3 separate regions of the Homo sapiens genome follow, and all the other regions are linked to region 3. The links are chromatin contacts, found by Hi-C or POLR2A ChIA-PET in ENCODE. All regions are on one chromosome and are shown on one strand. The core of a region is the stretch at or near the end of the contact, and the rest is flanking DNA. Distances in the headings are between cores, read along the strand shown. Region 1 overlaps LOC124902789 (a long non-coding RNA gene). Region 2 overlaps LOC124902789 (a long non-coding RNA gene). Region 3 has its middle 36 kb from the start of KCNJ1.

The links. Hi-C counts contacts between places; a loop is a spot of excess contacts on that map. ChIA-PET counts read pairs that join two places held with the same protein, here RNA polymerase II (POLR2A). Pooled maps may share reads with other maps.
Region 1: a loop to region 3 is called in a map of mammary epithelial cell, with 2.6 times the contacts of the local background. The contact joins two enhancer-like sites. A Hi-C loop is called at or near these places in 2 of 168 maps with a recorded cell type or tissue (MCF 10A and mammary epithelial cell), 1 of 37 single-sample maps with no recorded cell type and 2 of 50 pooled maps. POLR2A ChIA-PET finds 5 or more read pairs at or near these places in 1 of 52 experiments (Panc1).
Region 2: a loop to region 3 is called in a pooled map, with 2.2 times the contacts of the local background. The contact joins two enhancer-like sites. A Hi-C loop is called at or near these places in 5 of 37 single-sample maps with no recorded cell type and 5 of 50 pooled maps. POLR2A ChIA-PET finds 5 or more read pairs at or near these places in 1 of 52 experiments (OCI-LY7).

What each region holds. Positions count from the first base shown.
Region 1 is chr11:128,447,270-128,450,019 of GRCh38, forward strand. All of the region lies in intron 1 of LOC124902789 (a long non-coding RNA gene), which reads left to right. Among named protein-coding and RNA genes, the nearest start is that of MIR6090, 74 kb to the right of the region's middle. RefSeq lists an enhancer at 997-2,196. Within about 2 kb of position 1,367, at least 12 of the 41 ENCODE cell types and tissues checked have a DNase peak (open chromatin) inside an H3K27ac peak, as active enhancers do; they include mammary epithelial cell, where a contact is called at or near this core.
Region 2 is chr11:128,423,370-128,426,296 of GRCh38, forward strand. The region is part of intron 1 of LOC124902789 (a long non-coding RNA gene); the gene reads left to right. Among named protein-coding and RNA genes, the nearest start is that of MIR6090, 98 kb to the right of the region's middle. RefSeq lists an enhancer at 1,465-1,759. Within about 2 kb of position 1,547, at least 16 of the 41 ENCODE cell types and tissues checked have a DNase peak (open chromatin) inside an H3K27ac peak, as active enhancers do.
Region 3 is chr11:128,829,787-128,832,898 of GRCh38, forward strand. No RefSeq gene overlaps it. Among named protein-coding and RNA genes, the nearest start is that of KCNJ1, 36 kb to the right of the region's middle. Within about 2 kb of position 1,550, at least 14 of the 41 ENCODE cell types and tissues checked have a DNase peak (open chromatin) inside an H3K27ac peak, as active enhancers do; they include mammary epithelial cell, where a contact is called at or near this core.

The DNA.
Region 1 (2,750 bases), core at 117-2,616, 380 kb before region 3:
TTGGTCTTTTCTCTAGCTTCTTCAACATGTGAAATTGTTACTCTCTTTTAATGTCCTTGGGTACTAATTCTATCGTCTGTGTCATTTCTTGGAAATTTTCAACTGGCTGATTTTTTTCTTCATTATGGGTCATATTTTCCTGCTTCTTAGTATGCCTGGTAATTCTTTATTGGATGCCAGACATTGTGGACTGGGTGGATATTTTTGTATTCCTAAAAATACTCTTGAGTTAAGTTACTTGGAAATAGTTTGACCCTTTCGAGTCTTGCCTTTAAGCTTTATTTGGCAGGAACAGAACAGCATTTACTCTCGGGCTAATTTTGCTTTACTATTGAGGCAAAACCTTTCAGTACTATACCCAATGCCCATAAATTATAAAGTTCAAGAACAGGCAAAACTATGCCAATAGAAATCAGAATAGTGATTGACGGTAGGGTGTGGATATTGGAATTTTCTGGGGTATTGCTTACACAAATGTACCTATTAAAATTCATCAAACTGCTCAAAATCTGTGCATATCACTGTATATCAATTTTACCTCTATAAAAATCATGTTTGGTATCAAATATATGTGTACATAATTAAATGCTGAAAAGATTTATACTAAAATTTCAATAGTGAAGAATATCAGGTAGTTTTCTAATTGGCTTCTGAATATTTTCATGTTATCTAAATTTTCAATATATATAACCTTTTAAAAATACATAAAACTAATATTTAATGAAACAATTTAAGGGGGACTCTCTACCTTGTAGAATGGATAAAGGAGAGGAAACAAATATTTATTGGGCATTTGCCATGTATCAGGTCCTTTAAAAGTCACTTTATTACATGATTCTATTTAAACAATATAACAACTCTATCAAGTAGGTATTATCCCATTTGCAAAAGAGAAAACAGTGATTCAGACTTATGGTTATGTGTCCAAGGACCCTCAACTTGATCTTAGGTCTGCCTGCTTCTGAAGTCGGTATTTTGATTCTAAGAGAATTAAGCCCTCAAGACGGATTTCTGAAATTCAGAGAGTAAAGAATGCTTGGTAGGATAGAAGAATCCCAGAAATACATTACTGTCTACGAGCATAGGAATTGGCACATTGGACTCTGGGAGTTAACTATTAAAATGGGAAAGTGAATTATCCAAATGTCAGAGTCACAAATCAAGCACAGTTAATCTGAAACCCAAGAAAGTCTGACCTGAGACAAGGAAAGAGGTGGGTGGCTCAGAGGAAAAAAAAAAAAAAAAAAAACAAACCTAAGACCAAGTATGGCAGCCGGTGGGAGAGGGAAGAAAAGTGTTCCTTCCTTATAACCTGTAGGCAAGTTATAAAAACAAGGGTTGTTTTGTCCCCTGTCGGAGTGAAACCTCAGAGACCAAAGTTCAACGCTTTCAGGTTACGGGAATGGAAATGGTGAATTCCCTGTATCAGCTGCCTCCAGCCCAGGCAAGCCTGACTCACAGGTTGGTCACCTGTTTGGAATGGGCTGTGGGAGAGCACACCCATGAGGTTGCTCAGGGAGCAATGGGCCACAGCAGTTTTCCCTGTGAATTGTGTTCAGGTAAGACCCTGCAGTCAGACCAGCTCACTCCTCCTTTGCTATTTCTTTATATATAGTCTCTTTCCATTCCGAAAATGTACTCTGAGCCCTGGCCTTTAACAGCTTCATTTGTTTTCCTTCATCTCCCAGTTTACAACTGTGAAGGAAACATTCATTGATCAAGTTCTTTCAGCTTGGAATGGAGTCTCTGACTCCCAAAAATCTCTCCCAGGACCAACTGCAAGGGGGTAGTGGATCTAGGATTAAGGCTGGAGCCTGAAGCACTGCTGAGAATGGGGAGTCTGACACGTAATGACCTCCATATATACAAGCTGGTCAGTGCTCTCTCAGAGCCTGCATGTGGCTTTGTCCAGAGAATATGAATCCCAGTTTGAGCAGCAATATGGATCAGAGTTGGTAGAGAGGAAGATTGAGGCTCTCACACTAGGATGTCTTCAGCATCCTTCTTGTATCCTTGTGTGCAAAATGGGAGCCTGGGAAAGGAACTAGAAGAACTGAACCCCATCCCTCTGATACATACACATTGCTTTTTTCCTTCTTTATAGCATAGCTTGGCTGTCCAAATGTTCTGGCAGAGACCAAGCTCCAGGCTCAGTGGGGGGTTCTAATTTTCCATGGCTCATTCACTTCTGAGAACTTTGGCTCAGTTGCATAATGGGGGGCTACTTCCTGCCAGTTGTGGCCCTGTTGTGTGATACCTTCTGACACATACGTTTTTTTGAAAAAAGATTGTCTGCTGGGAACTGGACTGAAACCAACATATAACCGTTTGTTTCATACTGGTTAGGAAGCCACCAGGAAGGCCTACCCAAAGTGGTTTTAAATACATACACACACAGTCCTCTCCTCTTAGAGCCAAGAACAGGCCATTAGTGATGTGTTAGAAAATCCAGGCTGACCTTCTCAGTCATGAGGGAAGCTCCCTGGGCCCACCAGCAGGCTTTTGCCAAGAATGGGCTCCATCTTGAGCCCACAGCTCTTCCCTAGCTTCCCAGCAGAAGCAAGGGGAGAGTGGAGAAGTCAAACACTTCTTGAGCATTGCTTACTATATGTCAAGTTCTACCCTGGACCCTCAATAGAAAGTATTTCACTGATCCTCACAATAGATCTGTGGGGTAAGTGTCACTATTGTTATTTTGAGGAAACTGAGGCTCAGAAAAGTTACATGTATTCCCAAAGTCACATAGTAAA
Region 2 (2,927 bases), core at 297-2,796, 410 kb before region 3:
ATGCCAGCTTATCAAAAGCACAGGAGCACTGTGTGCTAGACGCTCTATCATACTCTCTTCCATCCTGGTTTCTCTTAATCCCAAGATAATGTCTGTAGGCATTGGAAAGTCTTGCTTGAGAGACGAAGAAATGTAGGCTCAGAGAGGTTGAACAGTTTGTCTGAGGTCACACAGCTACTCAATCACAGGATTTAACACAGGCTTTTCTGCTTTCAAGTCTAACATTCCTTCTCCTAACATCGTGGGAGAAAGTGATTTTCCACCAGCATACCAACTGTCTTTCTCTCCTCTATTCCCTTTCCCGAATATCTGGCAAGTAACATTCCCCAATTCAATATTATCTTTTTATGATCTTGAGAAATCAAGAATTAAGTTCATTGATTTATTTGTTTGTTTATTCATTTATCCATCCAAAAACCTATTTATTGAGTAGCTACCAATTCCAGGCACCAAGCTAGGTGCTAGGGAGTCCACAGTGAACAGATGTGGTCCCAGTCCTCAAGGAAATTGGAAGATATTTATTTAGCCCTCTAAAAGATAGTTTACAGAATTGTGAAGCAGCTTAGCACAAAAGATATACCAATTACCCACCTTTGTACTGTGTCTCCCCATCACTATTCCTCCTGTGTTTAGAAAGAAACACGATCTCCATTTTATTCCATTCTCCTCTATTCAAATCACTTCCTAAGCAGCATGTCAGTGACATTTCCAATCCTGCTAGTGATTAGTGTCTGTCCAATGAAATGGTGATGAGGTTATAAAAAGTAACAAATAACTAATATTGTGTAAATACTGTGTGTGTCTATATATATATAGACACACATATATATATACATATATATACATATATATATATAGACACACACACATATATATATATATGCCGAAGGTCATTCAATGAATTTGTTACCGTCACTACATAATGGGTTGAGTGCAACGAAGAATGGCTGAGGCTGCAGCTGAGCTCAGTCTCATTCATGAGAGCCTGAGTCCTGGAGGCCCTGCCAGGAGTTGGGCCCTCCCTGTCTGCCTCCAGGCCTCAGTTTGGAGCGGTCCTCAGGTTTCTGGGTGCTTCACTTCATTTGTACTTGGCCGAAGACAGTTTCCTGTTTCTAAGAAAAGACTGCTTGGATGTCTTTTGAGGGCCTTTGGACAGCAAATCCTGCTGGCCTGGGAGGGGCCGAGGGGCAGCACCAGGGGGAAGGGAAGCCACCAGGGAGGGCTTGTTCTCATTAACCCCTTCCAGCCCGAAGGTGTCCTGGAACTCACAGAGTGAGGCGATTGCAAACGTTTGTCAGATTGGATGAAAAATGAAGACAAGTTTATGCTTGGGCCAAATATGCCTGAATTATTTGAAGAACATCTGGATTTGCTTAGCCTAAATGAAAAGATCTTACATGACAAGGACTACAGAAAGGGACCTGTGCGTCCAGCACCTTGGAGCATCCGGAGAGACCCTGCCCTTTCTCTGTCTCCCGCTACAGCTCTCTCCAACTCTGCCTTTTCCTTCCAGCTTGGAGTCCCACAAATGGCTTTTCCAGTGATATCACACGCTGTTGCCATGGAGGCAGCTGTTATGGCCAAACAAAACTGTGTGACCTTCACCCTATGGCTTGCAACCTGTGGCAGAACATGGAAGGGAGTCACTCTGTGACCACAGGCCTCAGTGGAGCTCTCTGGGTACAAATACAAATGGAACTGCTGGGACACACTGTGGTGGGAACGGAGACCCTGTGACGGAGCTGGGAAACGCTTGGGAGGGTGGAGCAGCGCAGCCTCCTGCGGCGACAAGGCCATCCAGACCCTGATGTGAACAGCAGCTGCCTCTCCTCTGCCACTGCCAGTCCAGCCCCACCCACGCTGGACTCTGCTCCCCTCTCATCCAGCTCTCTCCAAGCCTTGGTGAGCCACAATTAACAGCAATGCTGGCAGTGGCTTACACAAGCTTTTGATGGGAGAAACGCTATGCTGAAGGTTATGAAAGCAGGTTCTGGAACCCTAGCCACCTGGGTTCTAATCTGGGTTCCACGACTCAACAGCAGTGTGGCTTTACAAAAGCCACTCGGGATCCCTAAAGCCTCAGTGTCCCAATGTAAGACACGTCAGCCCTTGCAGGGTTATGATCATCCATTGAGATCATGTAGGTGGAATCCTCCTAACAGATCTTTCTGTGTTCACTCTTGCCAAAAAATGAATCTGATCATGTTGCTGCCCCATTGAAACCCTCCAACAGTTTCCCACCACCAGGAATAAGATCCTAACCATGGTCCACAAGCCACACCCGCTGGCGGCCCATAAAACTCAACTCATGGCTGGGCGGGGTGGCTCATGCCTGTAATCCCAGCACTTTGAAAGGCCAGGGCGGGCAGATCACAAGGTCAGGAGATCAAGGCCATCCTAGCTAACATGGTGAAACTCTGTCTCTACTAAAAATACAAAAAATTAGCCAGGAGTGGTGGCGCACGCCTGTAGTCTCAGCTACTCAGGAGGCTGAGGCAGGAGAATCGCTTGAACTCAGGAGGCAGAGGTTGCAGTGAACTGAGATCACGCCATTGCACTCCAGCCTGGGCGACAGAGCAAGACTCCGTCTCAAAAACAAACAAACAAACAAACAAAAACAAAAACTCAACTCATGCCCTGGTCCACTGGTGGATCTGCTCTGACCACCCACCCTGCCAGGCCCTCTCTCTGCCTTCCAGTGTGCTCTGTGCAGGAGTGTCAGCCTGCTCTTCTCTTCTCAGGGAGACCCCCACCCCCTATTGTCAAGTCTTCTGTCTCAGCACAAGTCACCTCCTCAGCAGGGAACCATGAATCTAAAGCTGCTGTGTTCCCCACCCCGGGACTCTCTAGCCCATTTTCTGTGTAGTATTCTTTTTTCCTTTCTTTCTTTTTTATTATACTTTAAGTTCTAGGGTACATGTGCACAA
Region 3 (3,112 bases), core at 300-2,799:
TTTTTAAGATGTGGTGTATGGAGTGTTGTGCTCTCACATCCTGAACCTTGGACACATTTCCTCTTCCTGGACTCCCCTCCACCCATCATTTGACTAACTCTTCCTTTTGCTTCACATTTCACTTCCATGTCTTTTTCTCAGAGAAGCTCTCTCTCCTCGGTGCCTCACACTAGGTAAGGATGCCTTGTGCCAATTCTCCCCTCTGACATTGGTGTGCCCTGTCAGCTGCCCCAAGAATATGAGCTCCATGGAGCTCCTAGTGTATTTTATTTTCTAAATGTGTCTGTAGGACATTGTTCAGTGCCCAAATATTTGTTTAAAATAGCAGGCTGGGCGCGGTGGCTCACGCCTGTAATCCCAGCACTTTGGGAGACCGAGGCGGATGGATCACGAGGTCAGGAGTTTGAGACCAGCCTGACCAACATGGTGAAACACCATCTCTACTAAAAATGCAAAAAATTAGCCAAGAGTGTTGGCGCATGCCTGTAATCCCAGCTACTCAGGAGGCTGAGGCAGGAGAATCACTTGAACCCGGGAGGTGGAGGTTGCAGTGAGCTGAGATCGCGTCACTGCTCTCCAGCCTGGGCGACAGGAGGGAGATTCCATCTCAAAAAAAAAAAAAATAGCGTAGCATTTCACACTGCATTAACTGATTTCCCTGTCATAGTACACTTAGGCTTTTCACCCCTACACATAATCCTGCAACAAACATGCGTTTATGTGAATTCATCTATTAGGTGTCTGTGGTAAAAATAATCCCTTAACAAGGAATATGACTTTGTGGTTAATTCTGTGTCATGTGTTCTACTAATTGATCTTCTCAACAGCCACATGGGGTTGGTTTCATTATCATCAGCTTACGAATGAGAAACCCACAACTCAGAGAGGGTAAGCGAGTTACCAAATTCATATGAAAGCAACTGAAAAAGAATTTGGACTCAGGCCTCCGGGAGACAGGAGCTGGCCTGTTCCTGGGAAAGCCCATGAATTTTGACCCAGACTAACCTGTGCTTTCAAAAGTGCCTGTTCTGCTATCTACAGTTGTTACTGGGATTAAATGAGTAGATACTTATAAAGCACTTAAAATAATGTCTGCTCATAATAAACCCTGTATAAATGTTGAATATATAGATACATAGCAGCTCTGCCCTGACTAGCCGTGTATGGACCATGAGCATGCATCTTAACCTCTCTGGGCCTCAGACTTCTCATCTGTAAAATGGGAGTCATGGTATTATGTCAGCTTTATTGTCAGGAAAATGTAAAGCACATGGAATCTCATAGACTCTAACACATGGTAACAACTTCCTCTTCGAGCCAGTCTAATCTCTCTAGAATGATAAACTTCTATATTTAAATCACAATTTAAATTTTTTTATGTCTTTCACGGTCATTTTATCACCCCAGCAATGACTAGAAGGCCCAATATTTTATATATCTCTGTTAAATATTCTAAGCATTATTAAGAGCTTTCTGGGTATAGCCAAGCCCTCTTAACCGTCAGAGGCAGACTACTTTTCAACCAGGTCAGTTTCACTTTTGCGATCTGGAAGTATATGGCGCCACCTGCTGGCCAAAGCACACCTCGCCAACAAAGTGCAGGTTAGTTCAGGATTGCCCATTCTAGTAGGATCCCCCCTCGACCCCTACCCTCCCCTGTCTTCACTTCCACCCAGGGGGAAATCTGAAGCACAGGATGGGTCAGCAATCGACTCTTTCTGAAGCTGGGTAAGACACATTATTCCTCTTGAACAGGCCCCCCTGCAGAAACTTAGGGACCCTAAGTTTCTCCACTTATGAAATAACAGGGTAGGGTCAGGCTTTGCCTAGGTCCCTCTCACCGCTAAGCTTCTAGGATTCTGTGAGTTCACCTCGGAGGCAGGCACAGGGAGGAAGGTGAGCTACTGTGTCTCAGGTTAAAATCAAGCCTGGAAATGGAAAGCAAGGCCAGGAATGTAGGCTGGGAAACGATGAGGCCCAGGACAGAGGAAACGAGGGCACAGCATGGGACCCCCGCTCATCAGCCAGACCCACCCTGCCTTGGCCTTGCCCATCATCGGCAGAATAATCATCATCACTCAAACTACCGCTTATTGGGAGCCTATATCAGACACAGTGCTAGGTTCTTTACATAGTGTTTTGTTAAATATTATTTCATACTATATCTGTACACTATCCCTTTAAGGTAGGTATTATTGTTGTTCACAACTGGAAAAAAGACTCAGAAAGGCTAAGAATTTGTTCAAGCTAAACACAGCCAATAAGTGGGAAATCTGGGATTTGACCCAAATCTGTCTGTCTTCAAAGCCCCTGAACCTTGCACCTTATTTCTTGCCTTCATCCCTCCTCCTTCCTTGCCTACTTTTTTCTTTTATGCTTCATCAGGCTGTGTTTTTCCGAGGCTATCACAGGTTCAGGTTGCATCTGGCCATTGATGTGGGGAACTGAGATAACCATAGGGATAATTGTGGTCTCTACTTGCCATTTTTAGTTCAACTAAAAACAACTTTGCTGGTGGCCTCAACAGCCCACTCATTAGTGATTGCTTACTTTCACTTTGTTGGTGTAGATGAAGGTGCCTCCGTGTCTTCCCTTCCAGTGAGGGCTTCCCAGCTTCCTCAGATGCTAAGTGCAACTGTAGATACACGTGGCCTCTGTGTTCCCAAAAGAAGCAGTGCAAGGGTGCAGGGCTTTATCCATTCCCAGACTCACCTGCCTTTCTGATCCTGGCTACCACCTTCCAGGTGCATTTTCCTTCAGGAACAGTGACTGCCAGGCACAAAGTTTGTGGGTGGCTCCAGGAAAGGGGAGAGGCACAGGAAAGAACGCTGGGCTAACTAGCAGGCAGGCACCCTGGCTTCTGACCCCTGCTTCCCCACTTCACAGCTACATGACCTGGGCAAGTCATAGGGTCTCTGAGACTCAGTTTCCCATCCTGAAAAATGGAAATGACGACACTTTCTCTGCCTCCCTCAAAAGTTAGTTTCTGCCTCTAATTCTCTAATCTGTCCCTCATGCCAACACAAGAGATATAGTCCCAAAATACTTGTTTAATCATCCCATGCCCCCTCAAAGACTCTGGTGGTTTGACTGATCAAGCCAGGACTCAAAC